Regions from separate parts of the Homo sapiens genome. Here regions 1 and 2 are each linked to region 3. The links are chromatin loops, found by intact Hi-C in ENCODE. Cell type or tissue: heart right ventricle. All regions are shown on one strand. Each heading gives the region's core, and the rest is flanking DNA. Links, peaks and the distances in the headings are about the cores only.

Region 1 (8,277 bases), core at 1,433-6,432, 130 kb before region 3:
GACAAAAGAAAAGCTAATACTTCATTGGTCTTTGGTAGATGTTGAAGTTGAATGATGATTTTTTTTGCCAAAAAAAGGAACTTGAAGTTCACAGTAAATTAACAAACAATATGGGAAAGAAAATGAATCAGGCAGGGGTTAGTATATTTATGTAAAACAGTGATTGGCTATTTCAAAATTAAAATGTACAAATAAGCTGGTGTCAGAAAGGAGATGATTCCTCATTTCCACCGCATTGAGCAAGCTCACATCGGCAGCAGACAGCCCTTAATATATGCGTCTGGCTCAGGCTGGTCTCCCAACCAGGAAGCCATCGAATTGTTAATATCACTGTTTTTTTTGCATGCAACACACATCATTTTCTCGCTCTTTGTTGTAGATCTCTCCTTTTTATTTTAAGCTTAGTATGATCTGATTTTCCAAATCATATCATAAAGCCCTAAAACAATATTATCCTGTGACAGCTGAGATAGAAATGCAGAAAAAGTGGCATCTGTCTATGCACATACAGCATAAAGTAGCCTACATAAGCAAAGTCACCCACTTAAATCTATATACACCTTTATGAAGTAAAAGAAAAGCTTTGTCAATGACGCTCTTGAAAGACTGTTCATATAGGAGGGTTACATAGAGAAGTTCCAATTGTGCAGGATTATCAGTAAAAAACATTTTATATGTTTATGGTGAAAATGAACAAACATGACTGCATTCTCAATTCAGTTTTGGTATATTTCTTTTATGAGACAGAAGTTAATATATAGTGTGGTTCATGAATATGATAACATTAAAAAATTTTCACGTTTGAATAACCTATATCTGATATCACTATAGCCAATAAACATCTACCCCTTACATTGTTTTGGAACTAACTTGATGGAACCTTTCACAGATATTATTTATGATCATGTTAAAACAGATGTTAGTAAACACATACTTGTATGTGATATTCTTTTTTACAAGAAGTACTTTCAGATCCATTGTGTGAACATTGCTATTAAATGTAATCAAGCTTCTGTGTACATGTAGACACACATACATAGATTTCTTTGTATTAAGAAACTTATGGTTTTAAAAAATACTCAATTCCAATGAGAATGAGGTCAAAAGAAATAAAAGATAAATACTACCAAAGCTCTTTACTGTTTATATTACCTCCTTTCATTTGGAGCTTTAAAACTTATATTTATACATATACATACACACACCTAAAATTTCAGAACTTCTAGATAAATGAAGTAGATGATATAAATAAAGAATCTGAATAGGTACAGTGTGCATACATGCTTAAACATATTCTGCATGCTTTATATAGATGTGTATGTTTATGATATTGTTATAGTAATTTTTAATAACTATGACTAATAGATGATTTGTATTCTGTAATATTTCAAGTAGGTATTATAAGAAATTTTTAAAAAGATGAACAAAGACTCCGTACAGTATTCTAAAATACATTCATAAATTTATTTTAACAATGCAGAAGACACATAATTTATGGCACCCATCTAAGGCAATAGTTAAAAGAATGAAGCCACTTTGTTGCTTCTATTAAGGAAAGTCTGTCATCTCCATTTTGAATCTTGATATTTGTAACATTATTGTAAAATTTTTAAATAGATTTAGCATACTGATTCTATCTCCAAGAAAGACATATCTGATGTGGCAATGGCTATTAAACTTTCAAATATGACATATTACTTATGGTTGGAATAGTTACCTCCGATAAAGCTAAAATTCTTATAAAACTAAAACTATGCAGTTCATATGCAGTTGCTAGTCAAAGCAGTTTGACTTCATAGGTGGCGTTTACTGTTTTATCTCACGTAGGCCCATGATATGTACACAGTAAACTGTAAAAAATTTTAAAAAGACATATTTTCCCAGATTATTGGTGAAACTTTCACTCTTGGACTCTCGTAACAAAATAATTGTTAGAATTGTTAAGACATATAAAGTATGTTGGTTGGATAGAAGACTCAGAAAAGCCCTGGCAATAAATACAAAGTATAAAACAGCATTCTTCTTAAATCGGTAGTAAAATCTAATAGGGTCAATAAAGAAGATTGTAAATCATGTTATTTCTAGGCCTCAAGCATGCTTATAGCTGTATATGACATAGTCTGAGCCATAGTTATATGGAGGCATACAGGATTTATTTAAGTAGCTAATGTATATATTTCAATGCATATGAAAAGTTATAAATATAATCCCCTCTCTTCATTAACTGAAGAGATATCCTCTTATACTAGCCACCTTAAAATGCACCAAAAGAAGCATTTTAAAACACTTATATTTTAATTTTGCTTCTTACACAGGTTTCTTATATTGCTTTTGTATGATCGTTATAATACAAACGCTATTTCAGTGCAACTGTGTAATCACTTTAGAGTACAGTTTCTGACAATAGTATTTTTGGGGATGGGTCATGGTGAAAACGTTGCTGATGATAAAGAAAAGCATTGTTCTTTTCTCCTAGGCAGAATCTATGTATGTTCTTTTGTTCTGGTGGTAACTGCAGACAATCAATAAGGTCCAAAGCTGCTGGTTCCCCTCCGCCTAGGTCCCAAGAGCCTGACTTGTGATGTTACTAAAATACCTCACAAGTTAGGGTCTCAGGGACTAGGAAAAGTCTGGTTTGATGCGGTAGAATTCTTCTTCCAGAAATAAGGATAGCTTAGAAATTACAGTTGGGTTCACTTAGACTTTTACCTCTAAATACTATTTAAAATACTTCAGTAGAAATATATATGATATATAAAAGTTAGGATGAGCTGAGTAATCACGACGACCATTTATAGACTAATTCCAGACCTTAAAATAATGAAGAATATGAGAAACAATGCAGACAATGAACAGTTAAGAGTCATTCCATTAGATCCAAAGAAAGAGACTAAACATGGGTTAAAATCTGCTTCTAGCAGATTTGTACAGCAACACCATAGCCTCTATTACATTAAAGAAGGATTATATGCCAGTTAATGGGACCCTAATTGAAATTTTGCTTCCCATTACACTGCTATACAGCACAACTGGTAAGGTGGGCCCAGGACATATAATACTTTAAATCGGATTTAAATATATACCGTTGCAGTTAAGAACAAAACAAAAACTTTTCTGCATGTCATAATTTAATACCTCTGAAGCTTGATTTTTCTCTTTGAATCTCCAAACTATTCAGACAGCAAATATTTCCACGCATACTCTGTAGTTATTTGAGCAATGCCACTTAATAAACATGTAATTTAAAATGCTGGCAACATCATAAAAAAACCATGATTCTATTTCTTGAATAATTACATTATAAAGCTCAATACTTTTAAAAATACACAACCCCAATCCTGTATATTCACTGAATTTCCTCCGATCTTTTAGCCTTGTTTGTGGTTCGAGAACAGAATTTGTACTTTAGGAATGATCCAAGGTTTAGTAGCATAGAACGCAGGGTAAAACAATCGGACCAGCCATAATGTAAAAGTCCTGGCCACAGAAGTGGAATCTGGCTCTTCTGAGGTGGTTGATCTTAAAAGGGAAAAGAGGAGGAAAAAAAAAAAAATGGAAAGAATTAGAATGTTTTCCTGTAGAACAGGTGAATCATCCATTTCCAAGTAAGCTGCAAGGAAAGCTATACTGCACAAAATATTTGGTAATTGGCCCCCCTCCTCCACCCTAGTACCACACCCCTTTCCAACCACCACCCCCCACCCCCTGTCCAGATCTTTACTCTGCCTTGTAAGACTTTAAATATTCTGCTCCATGATGTAATGCATCATTATATAAGATCTCTTTCTGTTTATCATTTGATTTCCCATACTGAATCACTTATGGCTTAAAATAAATAGTTAAAAAACAAAAACCAAAAAAACAAAAAAGCAGCACTCACAAAAAGCGAAAAAATAAAACAGCCCTTAGATCTAAGTCCATGCTTTTCCCTAAAACTGAATATGGCTTTACAATTTTTGACCATAGCATTCAACCAATTATCAGAATGAAAAATCTCACCCCTCCATAAAAATGACATTAACATAATTATACCACCCCCATCACGGAGACCCATCCTCCTTAGGGAATACATCTGATGCTCCAAAGATGGAAATCAGTCAGATTTTAGTTGCTCTCCAACGTACCTTTGCTTCTCACTGACTGACTGGCTTTTACCCTCCACGCACTCACACGCCACCCCCTCCCCTCGGCTAGACACGGATGCCCGAGCGAGCACGCGCGCGCACACAGGCATACAGATACACAGCGAGAGGCGAGGCAAAGCATCTGATGCTGACTCAGAGCGCTTCTGTGAGCAGGGGGTGGCAGCGGCTGGTATTTTCACTGCGCTCATCATTAACATTAACTCACAGTCTAGCATCCACCCTCTCCCAGACCTGCTGGACTGCAGCATTTGCATGACGCTGTCACTCTAGCCTTTGCAGGTCAGATGATGGAAGCAAAAAAAAAGAAAGAAAAGAAAAAAGCCCCAAGGCTGTCTCATAGGAAATGCCTTCATTTCTTCCAGGGTCTCCTCATTTTTCCACCTTTCTACTTCCTCTCTGGCTGTTTCTCAGTTGTTTGACATCTTTCCGGAAGAAAATGTCTTGTGCTTCATTGAGCCAGTCGTCAGTTGGTCCTCCCCTCACCTCACACTCCTGATCCCCACCCCTTTCCCCCGCTAATCAATAAGACGGATCTCCAAATGCAGTTGTGGAAACAGGCTCCGGCACAGTCTCATCCTGGATCCCCTACCTCAGGAAGCAGGCAGCCAGGCTCACACGTGATAGAGAGAAGTAATGCCAGCAATTCTTTAATAGCCCTAGATTGTATTCTATGCCTTCATTTTCCCCACCTTGGTCGAAGGAAGAGCAAAGGGGACTTTCCACTTCTACATGAAGCTCCCAAGCAGCCCAAAAGACACATGAGTGAGACCAATCTGTATAGATCAATCATTTCTATGTGATAATGAAAAAAACCCTATGATTTTAATAAAAGTAATTGCTTAATATTTTTATTAGCTGTGCTCTCATTTCACAGGAATTGTAAGACCTGCCAGGATCTGAGTCATCAATATGATTTAAACTGTGTTGAAATCCTAAGTTGCTTAATAAAATCAACCAACAGAGATATTAGTATATTTTATTTTTTTTTTTAATTTAAGAACTTTTAAAATAATAACAAATAGCTGTGTGGGAGTGGATATGTAAAAGTCTTTGAGATTGAGAAATGTTTGCAGCCTATAAATATGAACAATTGACTATATACGTTTAAATAAAATATGGATTCTTGTACATATGTGGAGACAACCTACTATATGCGTTATTACAAAAGGAAGTAAAACATTTGGCTGAACACAAATGTGTTTGTGCTACAGTGTTTCGCAACACAAAAGGCAATATATAGGTATTTACTCAGTTCCTTTGTTCTTCAATTGCTCCCTTTAATGACAGAGTGTGGTAAAGTCCCTACCTTTCCTTTCTACATAAACAGCATTTTTGAATTACTTGCCAGACAGAGCTAGCCATCAGTGACTCGGCAGCATACAAGAAATACATACAAAGGGAAGCAAAGTACGGCAATTCTCAAGCCAACTCTAATGCTGTCTGGTGCTGTAGAAATTTCAGTTTACTCACACAGACAGATCCCAGCATGCAGTGCGGCACTGCAGGCTCAACTAAGGTAGCAGATTGGCAACAGATCTGTGGCAACAAACAAGAAGGACAACCATTCGCAGAGGTTCCAAAGAAAACATCACACAACCTATAAAGAGATAGAAGCATCGGTAGTAGGGTATGTATCTCTAAGATCAGTTCCTACAGGCTCCTGATTTGAAAGCAAAAGGAAAAAGAAACCTCTCAAACGCAAGAATAAAAATAGAAAAAGAAGTTGGCACCAGAAGGAAACAGAATTAAGAATATACTCTCATGAGAGAGAAAAGCAAGAAGGAAAATAATAACAGGGAAGAAGAAAGGGAAACACAGAAATGGGAAGAGGGAAGGGAAGAATGAAAAAGGAGAGAAAGAAACAGGTAGCAAAGAATCCCTAAGCATTGAAGCAACAATAAAATATGAAATTAAGTTTCTGACATGGAAGAATAGGAGTAGTATTCAACAAGCTTAGAATCTAATGAAAAACTAAAGCAAAAATTAACTCATGTGCAGCATAGCTTAAAATACTTGTCATTAACGTTGAGACACCTGCTGACTTCTTCCTGTTCTATGTGGATTAAATAAATTGGTCATCTCTTAATCTCTCTTTGCTCAGACCCACCTTTTTTTTTTTTTCTTTTTTAGTTCTCTGGCATCTGTGTCCTTTATGCTATTTATTTTTCTAGACAGTTGCCCACAATACTTTGGATAAATTAATGTCATGACCTCGCTATGGCTATCAGACATAAAATGTTGACTATTTTAATAATTGAACATGTGCTTACAGCAACTGCCTACTGATATTCCAGCTCTGTGGACTCCACATGAACACTGCACTCCTAGCTCTGTGAATCAGAAACAACAAATGCAAATACAACTTTTTTTTCCCCTAATCCATGCTATCTCTCTATTACATACAGAGATATACACACACACAGGCCTTAACTTTACAGAAGGCATAACAATGTTAACTGAGGAATTTAGAAAATCAAGAGGAATAAATACTCGCCAAAAAATTCATACTTAGAACTGAATGGCCATGCATTTAAAATATTTATATCCAGATAGAGGTTAGCCAGATCCGAGTGCACAGGCTTCTGGTAGGACTTCCGTTAAGGCCAATGGGAATGCAGACTTGATTAAATCAATATTTATTTGAAAGAAGATGTTGCAATCAATTAGTCCAATTACCACTGTCATATATACAGGTTTAAGGTCTCTTCTAATTCTTAACATCTTATCATCAATACAAAAGCATCCCTAAATCAGAGTTTATACTTTGACTATGGCTAAAATATTTACAAAGTAAAATTTTGATGCTGTTTTACATTTAATTTAAGTAGTATAATGCAAGTATTGCCTTGCTAGATCAACTATTTTTGTGATTTTGGAGATTTGTTCTGTTAACTTTCTAAAAAATAAGTAAGATAGATATGAATTTAATGTCAAAAAATATTTTCAGTTAAAGGAAGTAATAACTGACTACTCTGAAATACTTTAATACAACCTGCCTTCTACCTGACTACTAAGGCAGGAATCTTTTATTTCTTATAAACGCCATTTGAAATCAGTGCTAAGAAGGGGATCATATTTAAATTATTTAGTGAGATTTGGAGTAAGAAGGATAGAAGACAAAAGACAAAAAATCAACTACAGTTCAAATTTTGACTCAAAATTCATGGATGTGCAGAATTTATTGTTTATTACTTGCATTTTTTCTTTGTTTTACTTAACCTGCATTCTCCAATAAGCTGTGACCAGCCACGTGTAGCTATTTAAATTTAAATTAAAGTGAAAATTCATTTTTTTTTCTGTTGCCCTAGCCATATTTCAAATGTGTAGAAGGGCACATGGTGGTGGATACCATTTTGAACAGCCTGGATATAAAACATTTCCAACCCTGCAGAAAGTTTTATAGGAGACTGTTGACTTAAATTTTCCTTGTGAAAAGTTTTATAGCATAATTGATTATGGGATCTCAATATTTTCTTTCAAGTCTCTTTTAAGAGAATGAAACTATGTTGATTTATTTGAAGATCTAAAATAGAATTTCTTTTGACTGAAGAGTATCTATTATTTTTATTTACTAATAGTCTGGAAATATGCATGATTACTTAAGGAAAAAGGGTATATAGATACTAACTTTGAAATAGTTGATAACAATACTATCAGAAGACACAAAAAAACTACTCAAGCTAAAGTCTCCGAATAAATATGAGGTGTTTACTTGTCTAACTTTTCCAGAAATGACAGTCATTCTCTTTTTAGAGCCAAACAACACATATTACATATTTCTGCTTTCAATAAAGAAGTGATGTAATAGTAGTGTGAGTAGCAAAAATTCAAAAAAAAAAAAGTCTTTTCTAAAAATCCAGTTAAAATAAGGAGCAATCAGCAGTTAGGAGCATACAAAACTGTTTTTTTGTTTTTTTTTTTTGTTTTTTTTTTAGGAGACAAGGAAGAGTAATTAAAGGACAAGGGAGACAAAAATCAGATTCTTGTGGACTAGGATGAACTGGTTGGGAATTTTCTTTTTTTCTGTTTTTGTTTTTCAGATGGAAAGTTGCTCTGTCGCCCAGGCTGGAGTGCAATGGCACGATCTGGCTCACTGCAACCTCAGCTTCCCGGGTTCAAGTGATTCTCCTGC
Region 2 (8,277 bases), core at 1,433-6,432, 590 kb before region 3:
CCTAGTTTTGGGGCACTGCTGCATCCTCCTCATCCAGACGCCAGCATCCAAGGTGAAAGATGGTCACAGCATGCCCAGGCCAGCCGCAGGCTGAGCACAGAACCATGGCAGGTGCAGAATCCCAGCCAGTGGCACAAGCTGAGTGCAGCCAGCCAGGCTGAGTGGGTGGAGCAAGCCCAGCAGTGAGCCAGGAGCCAAGCAAGGCCCAGGCAGGGGCACCACTCTCTGAGAGAGACCCGGAGCAATCTTCAAGGAAATTCAAAAGGGAAACAATTGGTAGATTGGTAAGGTGACAAGGAAAAAGAAAGGATGAAGGGAGAGAGGTAAGGAACAATCTGCATAGCACAGAGAAGACCTGAAGGAAGAGAGAAAAGTTAAGATGTATGGCATAAGTGGGAGAAAAAAGTGATTTAAACTCTTTCACAATCTTGACATCTCTACATCCCAGAAGATTTAGAATAGAAAAGCAACCGTGGGAACTTCTGAGTTAAGCAATTTCTTTCCTGAAAGAATTTACCAATCTTGCAAATCAGAAGATCAGGATTGTTTGAAATCATCATTATTATTATTTTTGGCAATGTGGGATCCTACTACGAGTTGTTTATGTTTTATAAATACTATTTCCAATCTGACAGGTTTTGACTACTTCTATTTAGTCAAAACTACATTGTTAAAACATTGTGAACCTCTATAAGGGATTCGAAATAAAATTATTTGTCATTTCAATGAGGATTTTAGTACTGGTTGTGCATTATTAAATATGCAACGTTAACATCTGAATTTAAACTTCTGAATTAAGACTAATGCTTTGTTTCAAAGCAATGTAATAATGCAACATTCATACTCTCCTGGCTGGAAATTGGTAAAATATTAATACACTTAGTAAATTTTACCTTTGAAAAGCCATTCCTTTTACTATGGCTTAGATATGGTTTGTTTGTTCCTTCCAAATCTCTTTTTGAAATTTGATCCCCAATGGGATACAATTTGGAGGTGGGGCCTAATGGGAGGTGTTTGTATCATACAGCCAGATCCCTTATGAATAGATTAATGTGTTCCCACAGGGCTAAGTGAGTTCTTTCTCTATTAGTTCTCTTGCGAATTGGTTGATAGAAAGAACCAGCACCTCCTTCCTTCTCTTCTTTCCTCCCTTGTCACATGATCTTTACACCCTTCACCTTCCATTATGACTAGAAGCAGCTCGAGGCCCCCACCAGATGCTGTGGCCCAGTACTTAACCTTCCAGCCATCCAGAATTGCGAGCCAAATAAACTTTTCATCTTTATAAATTACCCAGCCTCAAGTATTCCTTTATAGCAACAAAAAATGGAATAAGATGCCTTTCTTTACAGCATTGCTAATTCGATGGGAACAAAAAATTGGGTAAGAAAAAGTTTTAAATACTAAGACAATTTTCATCAAAAGCCACAAAGCACTTTAAAAGTACCCACTGCACTAAGAACACCCATTATACTAATTAGAGATTATTTAAATTTATTTTTCAAATAGTTATGTAAGGGTCTTACTGGGTCCTCTGTTAGCCCAATTGAATTAGTGAATATATAAAAATAGGCAATATTTGCTACCCTTTGAGTAGGTCATTGTGGCAAGTACTGTTAGTTGCTTATCCAATATATACTTTCCTCTTCTTATGTGAACAAATCCTGGATTTTATATGATGCAACAATATCTTCAGGTGTATATTCTCTTTTCCAGCTTCCTTTGCAGCTAGGTTTGACCATGTGACATTTATAGTTCTAATGGTTTGAATGGTTATATGTAACCAATAAAATCAAAGTGAATGTTTCCTAGGGATTCTGGGAAAGCTTTATCTTTCTTGATGAAAGGACAGAGTGTCTAGTACTGCTTTTCACATTTCTTCTACATTATAATATTGATGCAATATCTGAAGTTGTAGCATGAACTGGAGCTTGCAACCATGCAGTAACAAACATGAAGATGAAAGTCAGCACTGTTATAATGGTGGAGTGAGAGAATGGAAAGATATGAGGTCCTGATGGCATCTCAGAACAGTCAAACTAATGCTAGAAAATGCCAATCTTTTGACTTCTCGTTTTTTGAGAAAAAATAATTCTGTTTGGCCGGGTGCAGTGGCTTACAATGTAATCCCAGCATTTTGGGAGGCTGAGGTGGGTGGATCATGAGGTCAGGAGATGGAGACCATCCTGGCTAACACGGTGAAACCCTGTCTCTACTAAAAATACAAAAAATTAGCCGGGTATGGTGGCGGGTGCCTGTAGTCCCAGCTACTTGGGAGGCTGAGGCAGGAGAATGGCGTGAACCCAGGAGGTGGAGCTTGCAGTGAGCCGAGATCTCGCCACTGCACTCCAGCCTGGGCGACAGAGGGAGACTCTTCTCAAGAAAAAACAAAAAAACAAAAAAAAAAAAAGAAAAAGAAAAATTAATTCTGTTTGTTAAAATCACTCTTAGGCATTTTGTCACTTGTAGTCAAAATCCACCCATAAGTGGAAAAATAACGAAAAATGAGGAAAGAAAAGGCAAAACAGTAAAAGAAAAGATAGAAAAGATATGACTGTGAGACAGAAAAGTAGCAGGAGGTTCTCTTGAAAGAAAAATAAAGGGTAAATTTAAAAAGAAATTTAATAGTCAACTTGAAAATGAATACAATTTTTATTCTTAACCATCTGCATTCATCTGTGTGCCATAATTTATTCAAATGTTTTTAAATGCCTGTGAAATAACAGTTAACACTGTTTTATAAAGATGTGGTCATTTAATTTTGGGAAGAAGGTGGTGAAGCTTGGAGGAGTAAACACAATCTGAATTAGTGAATGTGAATTTCCACGGGATAGGTCTGTTCACTCTGTGGACATTCTCTTCTGGGTTTTCTGAGACAAAACACATTTTTTTTCCAACTTGTCAAAGTGGATTGTAAGCATAAAAAGAAAAATAATTAAATTGTATTTATTTGTTGATGGACATTAGTTTTTATGCTTACAACATTTATAATTTTTTTAAATGGCAAGATACATATTCATGTTTGAAAAGGCATGAACATCATCAATCTTGTCAATTTCTTTCAGAAAAAATAAATTTTCTTCTAATACTTTCTTCCCCATACATCCCTCTCCTTCACCACCCAGAGAAACGTACTCTGAAAACTCTTTCACTTGATCATAGCCAAAAAGGCTAAGTAATTGAAAACTCTTGCAATGAATATATATATAATATTAATTTATTGCCAAAACACAGATATTTATCTTTTTAAATGTACTCATCCTCTCACTACTCAGAGGAATTCACTATTAATATTTTACTTACAGTTCTTTCAATTGTGTATCTATTTGACTGTTCTCATCCTCACCAAATTGTATCCTACAGATATGTCATAGGGTTTATTATAACTTTGAATCGTGATTATGTGCTTAGAGAAGTATATTTCCACAGACTAAGTGGCGTTTTTTTGGGAAACATTGTATTGAAGAGCCCATCACACCCCAGCAAATAAGTAGAAGGGAGAGGGAGATATATAGGGATGAATGTTAAATGCAGAAGCCATGAATAATTGAAAGTTGCTGATAGTAAACAAGGTTAGAAGTCACTAATCTAGAATAGGGCTTGCAAACTGATAGCTTTTTGGCCACATCTGGCCTGCAGATGTTTTTAGTTTGGTTCACAGAACGTTATATTTAAAAATGGAGTTAGGGGCCAACATTGATAAATGGATAGATTTCAATACAAAACCTGAACTGACATTTTGGAGAATCCAGAAGAATTGGCAAATCAAGGACCACAGTCCTACTTGGAAAATATTGGCTGGAGCCAGCAGTGGATACTCAGTGACATGGGTTATGTGTTCTCTGGTCTCTTCACTGCTTCACATCCAATCTGGGTTTGAATTTACAAACACTAGAGGGCAGTCTAAATGGTGATTTCTTCATAATTTATTAATGATTGTTTTTTGAAAGCATACCTCTCACTGAACCCACAACTACATAGGACAGAGCAGGGATCACAGTTTTTCTTCTTTTTGATCTTCTTGACTTGTTGACTTATATTACAGATTCTCTTAATTACTTGATGATTGGCTATAATCTTTGATAGATAGAAAATTTTAGTTTAAAATATTTTAGCATAGAATGTGGTAAATTGAAAATGTATTTTAAAATATCATATTTCCTAAAGAATAACGTAACAGCAGTAGTAAGTTACAGCTTCCATCAAGTTTTCATATGCATTAATTGAACCACTGAGAGGCCATTGGTTTGATTTCAGAAATGAAAAATGAAACGATTTTCATTTAAACAAAAACTCCAGTGTTTTATATTCAACCTGCCAGAAGAACAGGTCTTTCTTTCACACTAGTCCTATATGGATGGTAGGGGTAAAGAGGAAGACAGAAGTGCTATTAAATTCGTAATTTGTAAGCAATATAGCAGTGGTGACCTTTGTATCAAATGCTACATCTAGTTCTTTTGAGATGAAGATCATATTCCTGAGTAAATAAAACTATTCATCAGAATGAACTATAGAGTTTAAGTACTGCTTTATAACATCCAAACAAAGGAGGAATACAGGATATAAGACAAAGAATGCCCTATGGAGCCTTAGAAATTAAAAAACAATCTCATAGGAATAACGGTTTTTAAAATCCACATATGGATAATGATTTGGAATAGTTGGAAACTTTCTCATGTCTTATGGCCCTCTCGGTACCTTCTAAAGTTTCATGCCCTCATAGTGGAGAAAGAGAGAACTAAGGGCAAAAGGGATTTCCTTTGCATTCAAATCACCCATTTTAAATGCATACAATATGTTTTCCATTTCCCATTTTGTGAAATCTGCTTTTTTCAGCTGTCTTTTTCTTTTAAGGAGAAAACTAAAGGGGCTCTCTTTGGGACCACTGACCTTGACTTATCAGTTATCTAGGTTTCTGCTGAGTACCATTTGTTTCTCACTCATACCAGATAAAGCATTAGAGTTTAATGGGGACAGGAAGATACGGGTTGAGGGGGGGCAGGAGATAAGAGAGCTCGCAAGAGCCATTTTTAGGTGGTAGAATGGAGCTGGATGTTATGTCTTCTTGGGACAACATGTCACTCAGAAATGACACGTTGCTTCCTTCTTACGTGCTAACAGAGGTTTGAATCTAAAGGCCAGGCCTTCAGGAATTCGTTGATTTATCCAAGGCACTTTGCCAAATGTAATGGCTTTCACCCAATCAACCTTAGCAGGTCTGTATTCCTCAAGCACAAGTTATTGTAAAGAAGCAAAACAGACAATGCAGCCTAACAGTCAAGGATTTTAAACAAAATACCTAAAAATATTTGTTAAAATATAGTGGGGAATTTATTATTTTCAAATTAGTTTTATATAGATATATATCTTAGAGGAAAATATCATAAGCAAGATTTCAAGAAATACACTTTGTAGGTATGGATTGATTTCTTTATGCTTTTTCCAGCATTTTAAGTTAATATTAATTTCCTCTCCACAAAGTTTATTTCCAAAGCTAAATGATTACAGTTTTAAGTCACCCTCAACTTTTGTTGTTTAGAAGACTTTAGCTTCATACAATCAGGCATCTTCACCAACATATGGACAACCGAAAGCAAGCTGAGTACTTTTTCAAGCAAAAACATAACGAGGAAAGAGGTCACAATTAGTCTCTCAGCCCACACCATTTTAATAAGCCAGCTACACCGTTTGGATATTTAAGCGATACATTTGTTATTCAGTTAGCTTTATGAGACAGACAAGACTTTAACTTCTTCATCAGTAAACCCTAGCTATGTCTATCCTCCTGCCCTGTGGTAAGATTCCAAACGTCAACAATAATTGTTTCTTAAAAAAATCAGGACAAAATCAGGACATAAAATCATCAGATGAGATCATAGATGTAGTCTCTCATTCCAGCTTCACTGATAGTTATGAGATACCAGTTGGAATAGAGGAGAGGTTGAGGAGTGGGGAACAGGAGAGAGAGAGAGAGAGAGAGAGAGAGATTTACTGGAAGGGAATTGATAATCAAGTCCACCACTAGGGTTTGAAGTCCTCCAGGTAAATATTTTTGGGAGGCACCTGTCTAGATAATGATTTGGAATGGTTGACAACTTTCTTATGTCTTATGGCCCTCTCTGTGGAGGGCCATAAGTTTCATGCCCTCATAGTGGAGAAAGAGAGAACTAAGGGCAATTTGATTACAAATTTATTAAAAAATGTATGGTTCCACATGAAGAATAGTGATTTGTTAATGATGATTTAAAATAGAAGTAGGGAAGGGTACTTATTTTTTAAAAATATTGTTCCTTCAGTGCACATGAAGTTTTGTTACAGGGTTGAGGCACTAACTCTTTAGCTTCAGGTCTAGGATCCATCTCTTCCTGTTCTTCATTGTCAAATGCATCATTCTTGAATAACCTCATTTCTTCCTCCATGAGGAAAAGAAAGCAATGCTGATGTAGAGAGGACAGAGATCAGTCTGTTCTGAAGAACTTAAAGACTTAATTAACCTGACCTCAAATACATACCGTTATTGTCATGAATTAATCAAAAAGAAATTTTAAGCACTGTTGAAAGAGATTAACATTGACCAAGGTTTATGTCCGTTCATCAGCCCTTTAACATTAGAGCTTTATTATCAAGACTACTTTTCTTAAGTCCATGCAAACCAGGCCCCTTCCCTGGTCTGAGATTAACAAAGTTTTATGCCTTTGTGTGTCATTTTCACATTTTCTAAGCCCTTCTCCCATATCTGAGAATTCAGTGCATTTTATGTGAAGCATCTGAGTCTGAACTGAGCCCCAGTTCTCTTCCGGGGGGACACTTTTCAATATTCTACTCAGTGGGTGAGGTTGACCAGATGTCACAAGGAGCTCTGAGCTCTGTTCCTATGGAGTTGTCCCTGATCCCCATTCCAGGTCCTAGTTCCAGGAGCCCAGACTGGCAAGAAGATCATGCTCACTGGCCAGAGTGATGGGTTTTTTGTTGGTGGTGGTGGTGGTCTATTTGTTTGCATGGTTGCATAAGACTGGACAGCTGTGTTAGTGTTTACACACTGAATTTGAGTGACCCTCATGCACATTGTGGACTGCAGGAAGACTTTAAGGCTGTGGGCCGCCCATGCTCATTACCACCCCTTAGGCTTAAGCAACAGTGTGGGCTAACACAATGGCTCACGAACATATCTGTTCCGACAATAGTGCGGTCTCCAGTCTCTCGCACTCATACACAGAGGTAACAAGCAGGCATCATTTACTCTGTGCAGACCGACCACTGACATTCACAGCGGTTACCCCAATCCTTCTGAGCCTCCATGCTGCATGTCAGGTAATCCTCCAGAAATGGCCTCAGCTCCTGTCTCCTTCTACGTCCTCTGAGGACTTTAAGACTATTTTCTCCTTAACACTAATGCTTCACTGATGTCATACTCTCCTGGGTTGGTCTTAACACATGGTTGACAACGGACAGATATTCTTTGTACAAAATGAGGTCATTCTTATCACCCCACATAGAGACTTGTCTATCCTTTCTGCTTTTGGCAATATGTAGAAGTGAGCGGGTGAAAATATGTTGATATGTGACTGCAATATTGAATTCCAAATGGCAAATATAACATGACCAGAAAGCAAATTACCATTTAGTTTCTTGCATCCTCTGGGTAAGACTTGCACTTATGGTCATCATCAACAAAGCATAGTAGAACTTTTGAGAGAGACAATGAGTGCGGATATTTATCGGCAGCATGATGGATGATATAGCACCATGAGTAATGATATAATCAGCAGTAAGTAAGTAGTTTAAGCATGTTCTTACTTATCAGTGGGAGCTAAACATTGAGTACACATGGACACAGAGAAGGGAACAACAAACAACGGAGCCTACTTCAGGGTAAAGTGTAGGAGGGGGGTGAGGACCAAAAAACTACCTATCAGGCACTACGTCTATTAGCTAGGTAGTGAAATAATCTGTGCACCAAACCTCCGTGACATACAATTTGCCTATATAAAAAACCTGCACATGTACCCCTAAACCCTAAAATAAAAGTTAAAGACAAATAATAAAAAATAAAAGTAACGTAAAGATATTGCTTCAGTACAAACAGGTTCCAAAGAACAGTAACATCATGAGTAATAATAGCATTAACAGTTAATGTGTTAAAGGGATTAGCAAGCTCTGTCCCCTCTACATCAAGTGACCACAGCTACTGCTACTCAGTGAAGATTTCTCACCAGTATTGAAACATAACAAGGGACAAAAGTCCTCCCAGAAGCTGATATCTCCCCTTTATCCCAA
Region 3 (8,277 bases), core at 1,127-6,126:
AAAATCTTACTTTGACTTCTGCATGGGTTACAGGATAGAAAAGTGGAATTTGTGAATCTACTCAAGAGCATTTGAACATCACAAAAATTTGCCATTATATTGATGAATTAATATATAATATTTCAGTCTCCACATCCCCTCCAAAGGTTGAAATATACAGATATCATGAGAGAGCACATAATCCCCAAATCTTGTCTTTATCACTTGCTTAGTACATGTATACTTTCTTATTATGTATTGACTAAATTATTATAAGAATCAGTTTGCACTCAAACACTAAGAAGCAAACTAGAGATAAATACACGGCCAAAAAAAAAGCCTTCTTGAAATGAAGTTGAGAGCTTATATAAGCCAGTCAAATGCAAATATCTTGTTTGTATATAGAGATATGAATATGTAAATACATAGGTATACTTTTTGTTTTAAAAGAATATGTAAATACATAGGTATACTTTTTGTTTTAAGACGAATTACATATATACAGGTTATATAATTACTACACATTGAATTCACTACTACTAACATTTTTATATTCCGAAAAAAAATGAAAATGAAAGTATTGCAAAATGGACCTCCTAAGAGGAGTCTTCAGTGGTTTTTAGGTTCAAGTCCTCACTTTAGAAACAAAGAAACCGAGGTCCAGAGAGTTTAACTGACTTTCATTTGAAACCTGAAATATAAGTCTATTTTTGCATTCCATTTCTAATAACTAAGAAGTCCGTCTGGCGATTCTTTAAATAGTAGTGTTATTTACGGCATCCACTTCATTCAAAGTGGTGTCCTTCATCTGCCTGGCAACTCATTTTCCAGAGTCATAAGGTTTCACCAATGCTAACCCCTGTCTGCAGTTTTTCCTCTGTTCCTGTGCCCATTCTTCAAAGGCTTGCTCAAATGCTACTCCTTCTTAATGATGTCTTCTTTGGTCCTCCCTGCTGGAAGCGATCTTTACCTCTTCTGATCCACTAGAGCAATTATCACATTCTGCCTTGTAATTCTACATGGCTTAGTAGAAGTGAATGGATGAGCTCTGAAGTTAAGCAGACAGGAGTTCAAATTTTGGTTTTGCTGCACACATGCAAATAAAATTTGGACATGTCTGTCAGCTTCTCTGAGCCACAGTTAAGTATAATTATAATTATCTTGCCTATATTTGTTTTTATCCTTGCTTTAACATGGTAACAAAACATATTAACTGGATAGATAAGTTTTAAATAAATGTCATACATTTAAAAAATATTTACTATCTTCAACGTACTGAACACTGAACTAGACTTTCCTAACACTTGAAAGTCACGTGGTCATTTTGTAACTGTATTTCCTATATCCCCAATCAGAACATTCACATCTTAAAAACAGGGACTACAGATATTATCATATAGTATGTATCACATAGCATCATGGTGCTATGGTGTGTATTTACAAAGTAGTGAAAACCTAAATGAATGAAAAATTATATTTATTATTATTGTTATTGGAAGATGGGTTGGCAAGTTGTCAGATAAAGCACTGTAAATTGTTTAATAGCTCATGCTACACAAGAATAAACTATTTTTATTACCAATGTTTATCTAAAAATGAGAAATAGACTTGTTCTCAAGATGTAATGAATGTATATCTTTTCACCAAGAAATATACATTTGATTCACTAATATATTGCATATGAAATTTTATTAAGTGACGTTAAGCTTTATTAAAGTTTCTACATGAATTGTCACAATATAAATACATCTGAGTTCTCTGCAAAAAATTGCTCAAAGAGAGAAATATGATTTCTACTGTTAAATATATCTATGATTTATTCTTCTCATATCATCAATCATAATTCCTTCAATACCCAAAGCCATCTAGTAACTATAGATAAATTACAAATGTCTGACACAGCTTGGCATAATGCTTTGCATACTTAAATGCTTCAACGCTCAAACCCTACAATTGTAAAGCAGTACAGTCAACATAAGCAGATTCATCTTTATGATGGGTTTTATTTTCTAAAAGGGTTAAATCTCAAAGAAGCCTTTGTTTTGTGACAAGTGTGATGTGAGGACCCTCAAAACTCTGATCTATCATTGCTCCTGTTTTTCCAGTTTCTTTCCTGGCATCATTTTTTAAGTACTTGCGATCCACGTTGGATTAACAAAAAAAAGACATTTGAGGTCGAGAGCTGTGGAGGTTGAGGGTGGGAGGGAGAAGGCTATTTTGAATCTTGTGACAGTGAGGTTTCGTTCACTAAGGAGCTCTCTGTGGGTTTCTGGCATTGTAAGTGTTTTGTCTGCTTGCAAGCGAGCAGCTGATGGATGGGGAAAATGTTCATTGATTTGTAGTGCCTGCACTGCAGCCAACCAGCACTAGAATGAGGAGGCACCATCATGAATCTCTCAACTATGCATATTTATATGCAGCTGCTGTACTTCTAAACCTCTAGTGAATACAAAGTACTTGTGTGGCCACCAGTTCACACAATGCCTTCCTGCCGCATGCTCTGATTTAACTACTGTATGAAAGAATAGACTTGGGGGGCTCGGTGGGTTATAGAAAGGAGAGGTAAGCACGGAGAGAGAAAAGACCTTTGCACAATTCCTTTTTCTTGGATAGTCAAGAGAATGAAATGAATGTGGGAACAAGTAGGGAACATTCTAATAAATGCTTTCCGTGCTTGAATTTCAAGTTCTGAAATTGATTAATGGAAACTAAATCCTTTTAAAGATGGTGTTTTCAGTGAGCAAGGCTTTGGGACTACATGATAATGATGTGGTTAAAATATGCTGGCACCACTGAAATCATCCCAGCACTGAGCAGTGTGCATGAGAAACTTCCTCCCCTGGGTAAACCACATCTTCAGTATAGAGAAATAGATGAGATGCTATACTTGGGTGAAGGGAGAAATAAAGAATCTTTAATAGCGTTGGGAAGAAAAATTAAGTAAAGTGCAGAATATGAGGTTGTTAAAAAAAAAGATGAAAGAGAACTCCATTTAGAATGGAAATGGGGCAGGAGGGGAAGTTTAGAAGCATAAAAGCTATAGGGCGAGGTTTGAGAGCTGGAAGCTAAGAAAAAATAAAGGGGTGCTGTGAGCAGGAAAATGAAATTAAAGGAATAAAAGAAACAAGGCAAAAGAATGATCAATGTGAGAATTCTTTCTTTCATATAACATAATCTTTACTTGAAATATAAAGACATATATTTAGAATTATAGATCCTAAATAGTTCTGTAAAAATGACTCAATTTTATTAGATTATAAAATTTAAAGCACAATAAATTTCTAAGGTTGGAGATTTTTAGATTTGATTAGTAGAGTTCCTTTTCCCAGCACTTAGAGAGAAAAAATTAAAGAGAGGAGAGGGGAATGGGGGGAAACTGAAAATAATATAGAGCTAATGCCTACTAGGAAATTATTCTCATTCATAAAGTCCTGAAGGCCAAATTCAGGCAAATGCTATGGACAATAATAGTCCCACAGGGCATCGTAGAGAAGCTCATTTTATTATAAGATTAGGCTCAGCTCCAAAATAAGCTATATCAAAGCAACATGAAATAAAAAGTCAAATTCAATACCTGGGTACAGTTTGATTTCATTATCAAAAAGAAGCTTTATGCCTTTCCATGTAGAGTTAAAACACTAATTCAGACCAAACTGCAGTTGCTCTTTTGACTAGAATATAAAATGGCCTTCATCCACATAATTCTCTCAGAGTCTTCTAGGCATATCTCCCAAAGGTGTAGGGATGATGGACTGAAACTTGAAAGTTATAATGCCAGAGCATAGTCAATGTTGGTATTATATTCTAGTCACTTAGCCATTGTTAAACATGTCCAGATTTTAGAAGCAATACATAAAACCTCAAAACTGATCAGGAGTTTCTTCTGGCACAGAAATTCTTACCTTTCAATAGAGTAATATTAGTCTCTGGGCTAGCAATGTACTCCACCCAGTGGTATGTCAGAGTAAAAGTGTCTTTTATAAAGGCTAACCCTGACCTAATTTCCTTCTATTTTTCAGCCCCAGAATTACAAAATGTTAGATAAACACATAAAGTGTAGCATGAATTTTCCTCTCCTAATGAAAAAATAGGAGTGATACATTCCCTTTTGTGAGAAGATCATGCCTTCCAATTTTTAATTAAAAATAAGTAAACGCTTTGGTACTGTGTTCATATATGAATTATAAATGAGTTAATCAACCTTCAAGTGTATACCCACACACACACATACACACACATATATACACACATGCATTGTTAAAAGTGAGCTTCTGAAGTCATATAAGAATGCACTGACTTACTATCATTTGAACTGAGAGCAGAGAAGTGCCATTTTCCTGAGAGTTTTTAATTATTTCCATAGAGATACCAAACCCCAGTGATTAAAAAAAAAAAAAAAAAAAAAAAAAAAAAACCAAAAAGAAAGAAAGGAAAACCAGAGCACCTATGACTTGAATGCATGGAGAATGGACTCCTCAGGTTTACAATAATACCTATGTAGAGGCTTAACAAGAATATCTTGTCCCAATTCTGTTGAAGTATCCAAAATCATTTCTTTATGCCCTTGCCCTAGATGGTAGAGCATACAGTAAATACAATGGAATTTTTCTTTTGTGATTTATCATTGTGATAATCAATGATCATTAGATGTCGAAGATACTGTGATTTGGGTAAACAATGTTCTGAGACTAGGTCTCCCCTGGGAAATTACATTGGAAAATTCTGGTTGTCATTTGCTTCTTATAAAGAATGAGCCAAAATAAAAACTGAATTACGATTTGGTTTTCTAATGCAATTTGGAATTTTTCCCTATTAAACATGAAAGCACATAAAAGGCGATGTTTCCATTTAATAGTATAGGAAAATGCAGAAAACAAATGCTTCAGGCTATATGGCTAGCGTTTGAAGAAACAATGAGATAATGTCAATGAGATAAAAACTATATGGTGGGTAACAAGCCTGGACTAGGTGACAAGACAACTTACTATTCTTATTCTAGATCTGTCATTAAACAATTACTTGACCTTAGGCAAGTCACGAAACTTCTGAACCAAAATTTCATCACATATGAAAACATATACCCCTCAAACTAGGTTATTTCCATTGCCAAGGAGAAAGAGGTTTAATAACTTCTAACTTTGTTAACATAATGAACCTTTTGAGAATCTAAAAAAGCTGATGAAATCCATGAACACCTTGCCTATGAAAATGTTCACATCCATAGACAGAAAGTGATTTGCATACAATTTTAGGGTTCTGTGAATGCCTTGAAACCTATTTATAGACCATACACTTCATGTAAAAAAACTTGGATAATCAATTATATACTTGTATATCTCAACCAATATATGAAATCATTTATTTCTGTCCTCAAGTCTCAAGCAGAGTATATAGCAGAGTTGGTACTCAATACAGTTAGAGCATATACAATTTTTTTAGTTATTTTAAAGTCAAAGCTATGAGTTAGAGACTTTAACATCATCCTCTCAATAACTTGAGTTCAAATGAAAAATAGAAACTAGGAACCACATTAATATTGACTCAACTCAGTGGATATTTACACTTTCCCACAGTTCAATTAGACAAAAAGAGAACATTGGAGAAGGTACTCATACATATACAAATGTAGAGAAGGTGGCATCTTTACTCAATTTTATAGTCATCTCTTTAGCTTTTATGCGATGTATTTGCTGCGCAATTTTGTCATCGAAAATGTAATTATTCCATCATCACTTCATGGAATGCAAAAATTTTTTCTTATAAAACATTTTCAATGAAAGGCAACATAAAATGCTTACAGTCATTGTTCACTAAGTACTTCTGCCATGGTTTGCATATGACAGCATCTGTAATATCATGTTTTCCAATCTCATCATACCATTGTGACTCTCATCAAATACACAGTCCTGTTCATTATAGCAATGTAGAAAACGAGGTACAATCAAAGCCCATTACCAAGTTGCTCCCAATTACACTGGACTCAGTGATAGAGTCCAAAGATGTCCCTGTTTAGAGTAATTTTCTTACTATTATCCAGAAAGACCAAAGAATTGACTCTACCCTGCCATATTACAGCACAATTACATTGCATGATCAAAGCAGATTTTCAAAAACTTAGCTTAACAAAGAAAGGAAGTCATTATTAGAAATAAATTTAAATTATGTAGAAGTTTAACCTTGGATGTTACCTAATTTTTTGAAACTGGTTTCTGCATGTGAAAAATGTCTAAGATAATACTAGTTTTGGTTTTTCAATCCCATCATCATCAATCTAAAGTATACAGCAACATGCCTGGCCACAAGTAAATATGGAATACGTGGTAACTGATATATTACTATTCTCAAAATTATGATTACAATCACACAACTAATTATGATCATAGCAGGACTTAGGCACCCCCAAATTTTCTTTTCCCTCCACAGTAAAATAAAAAACCCTGAAACTCTCTCTAATAGACACTGCTTATTGTAAATCTAGAACATCAACTAACCAACCTAATGTTTCAAAAATAATTATACATGACCAAATTTAGTTCCAGTATTGCTTAAAATTGTATTTAGTGTGTTCCTGCCTACAATGTTTGTTTCTAAAAGAAACAATGTAACAGTCACTATCGCTTGCCCTTTGCACTAAGTACAGCTCAAAATAGTTTCTTAAATTAAAAGACTGCTGAAATGTGTATAATATATTATAACTACAGTATCTGGTGTCTTTGAACAAGGATCTGGTAACAACAACCTTGACTCAGATCTTTGTGAAAATCAGTTTACTAGTTGTAACTACTGAGCAAGGTACCAGGACATTTTTGACACATTCAAAACCCTGAAATGAATGCAGTTGTGTTGTATATGTCCTTATAAGGCATCTGTTGAATAGCAAAACACCTGTACTTTAATTGATATTTAAATATTTATAGAAATGTATGATTACTTCTTAAGTGAAAAATTTTTTGATCCTCCTTTAGTCTTATTTATAGTAAAGAATTATAACAAAATAATGGTCAGACATTTCATATCATTCCAAATTACAGAAAGAGCTTGTAATTCTTCCTTTCATTAACATTAATATCTGTTATGTATAACTTTGTTTGTTTTTTTTAATCTTCTAAATCAAAGTAGAAACTGACAAGATTTGCTTTACTTTCAGTGGATTAAGATACTTTCGTTGCATAGAGCAATTTTGCTGATAATTCTTCTATAGAGTTGCTTCTCTCTTCTCTGAAAGATACAGGAATATTAGCAGAGGATTTGGGAGATGGGAACATTACTAGGGGACATAAAATGACTTGGTGATAAACTCCAACTGTGTCCTACTCCAGAGCAATAGTAACGTGGTCATTTTCCAAATTAGTCTAATTTTCCTGACTTTTGCTTTGTCCCCAATAGCATAAGGTGAGGAGTTCTGAAAAAATTACAAAAGAGGCTCTACGTTTATAAACATTATGAAAGAAAATCAAGGGTCATATATCTATCTAAATTGAAGATTAGTTTTGTAGAGAAATCCTGGCCTGAAAAATTAAGACAGATTTGAACTTCTTTTTCAGACTCTAGTTATCTCAGAGATTCACACTGATAGCTTGAGGAAGAAGACCATTCTCTAACACTCTTCTGATTTCATCCCTGGAAAAATGAACACTGGTACTTTATGGCTCCCATACCAGCTACACCAAAATAAATCTGTAGAAATAAATGCCAATGTGCAATGTACAGATAGTATCAGTCTTAAAGGATATATAAATAACCTCTGAATTATTACACTGCATCTTCAATATTCCAGCTTCACAACAAAAGTACCAGCCCAATGTAATATAGACAGTGAAATTACCCATTCTTTTCCTTTGTGTTCTGTGGATAATTATAGATATGAGGTGCTTTCATTAGTCCATTTGTTCAGTTATTTGATGAGACCTCAGCCTAACAATTGTATAACCTAGGCTCAGTTGAAACAACAGCTTTAGCAAAACTAAAAACTCAAAGACTTTTCAGAATCTTGCTCTACCTTATATTAAGAAGTGAGATTAGTAGTTTGAAAGTCTTGGGAAACCTCCAAAACATTAGAGCAAGGCTTCTAACTAATATTTTTGATGCTTGAATGAGTTCAGTGGTTATAGTTTTGTAGCATAATTTTCCAAATAATTTATTTTCATGTTATTTGTATTTTTCTCATCACTGATAGTCTTTCTAAAATGTTCAGTTACTTAGTGTACATACAAAGGGATTTTTAAAAATTATTGTGAACAAATTTGTTACAAATTACATTCTTCAGTTGTATTTTAAAATGTTTGTTAGTTAAGATTT

The links. A loop is a pair of places that touch in the nucleus more often than their neighbours do. Peaks named below come from ENCODE experiments on the same cell type or tissue, not always from the same donor. Only the 100,000 strongest peaks of a DNase experiment are listed, where the experiment ranks them.
Region 1: it touches region 3 in a loop (1.9-fold over the local background); 6 of 110 quality-filtered maps call a loop at or near these places.
Region 2: it touches region 3 in a loop (5-fold over the local background); 6 of 110 quality-filtered maps call a loop at or near these places.

What each region holds. Positions count from the first base shown.
Region 1 is chr21:16,584,595-16,592,871 of GRCh38, reverse strand. The region is part of intron 6 of MIR99AHG (mir-99a-let-7c cluster host gene); the gene reads right to left. MIR125B2 (microRNA 125b-2) reads right to left here and starts at 2,635; the gene lies at 2,547-2,635. RefSeq lists an enhancer at 5,151-5,845. In heart right ventricle, for the core only: no CTCF peak of the experiment used is centred there; DNase peaks (open chromatin) are centred at 4,261, 4,736 and 5,628; H3K4me3 peaks cover 2,227 bases; H3K27ac peaks cover 2,185 bases.
Region 2 is chr21:17,041,045-17,049,321 of GRCh38, reverse strand. No RefSeq gene overlaps it. Among named protein-coding and RNA genes, the nearest start is that of LINC01549, 390 kb to the left of the region's middle. In heart right ventricle, for the core only: a CTCF peak has its summit at 3,885 (motif pointing right); no DNase peak of the experiment used is centred there.
Region 3 is chr21:16,450,221-16,458,497 of GRCh38, reverse strand. All of the region lies in intron 5 of MIR99AHG (mir-99a-let-7c cluster host gene), which reads right to left. Among named protein-coding and RNA genes, the nearest start is that of MIR99A, 85 kb to the left of the region's middle. In heart right ventricle, for the core only: a CTCF peak has its summit at 3,931; no DNase peak of the experiment used is centred there; H3K27ac peaks cover 1,423 bases.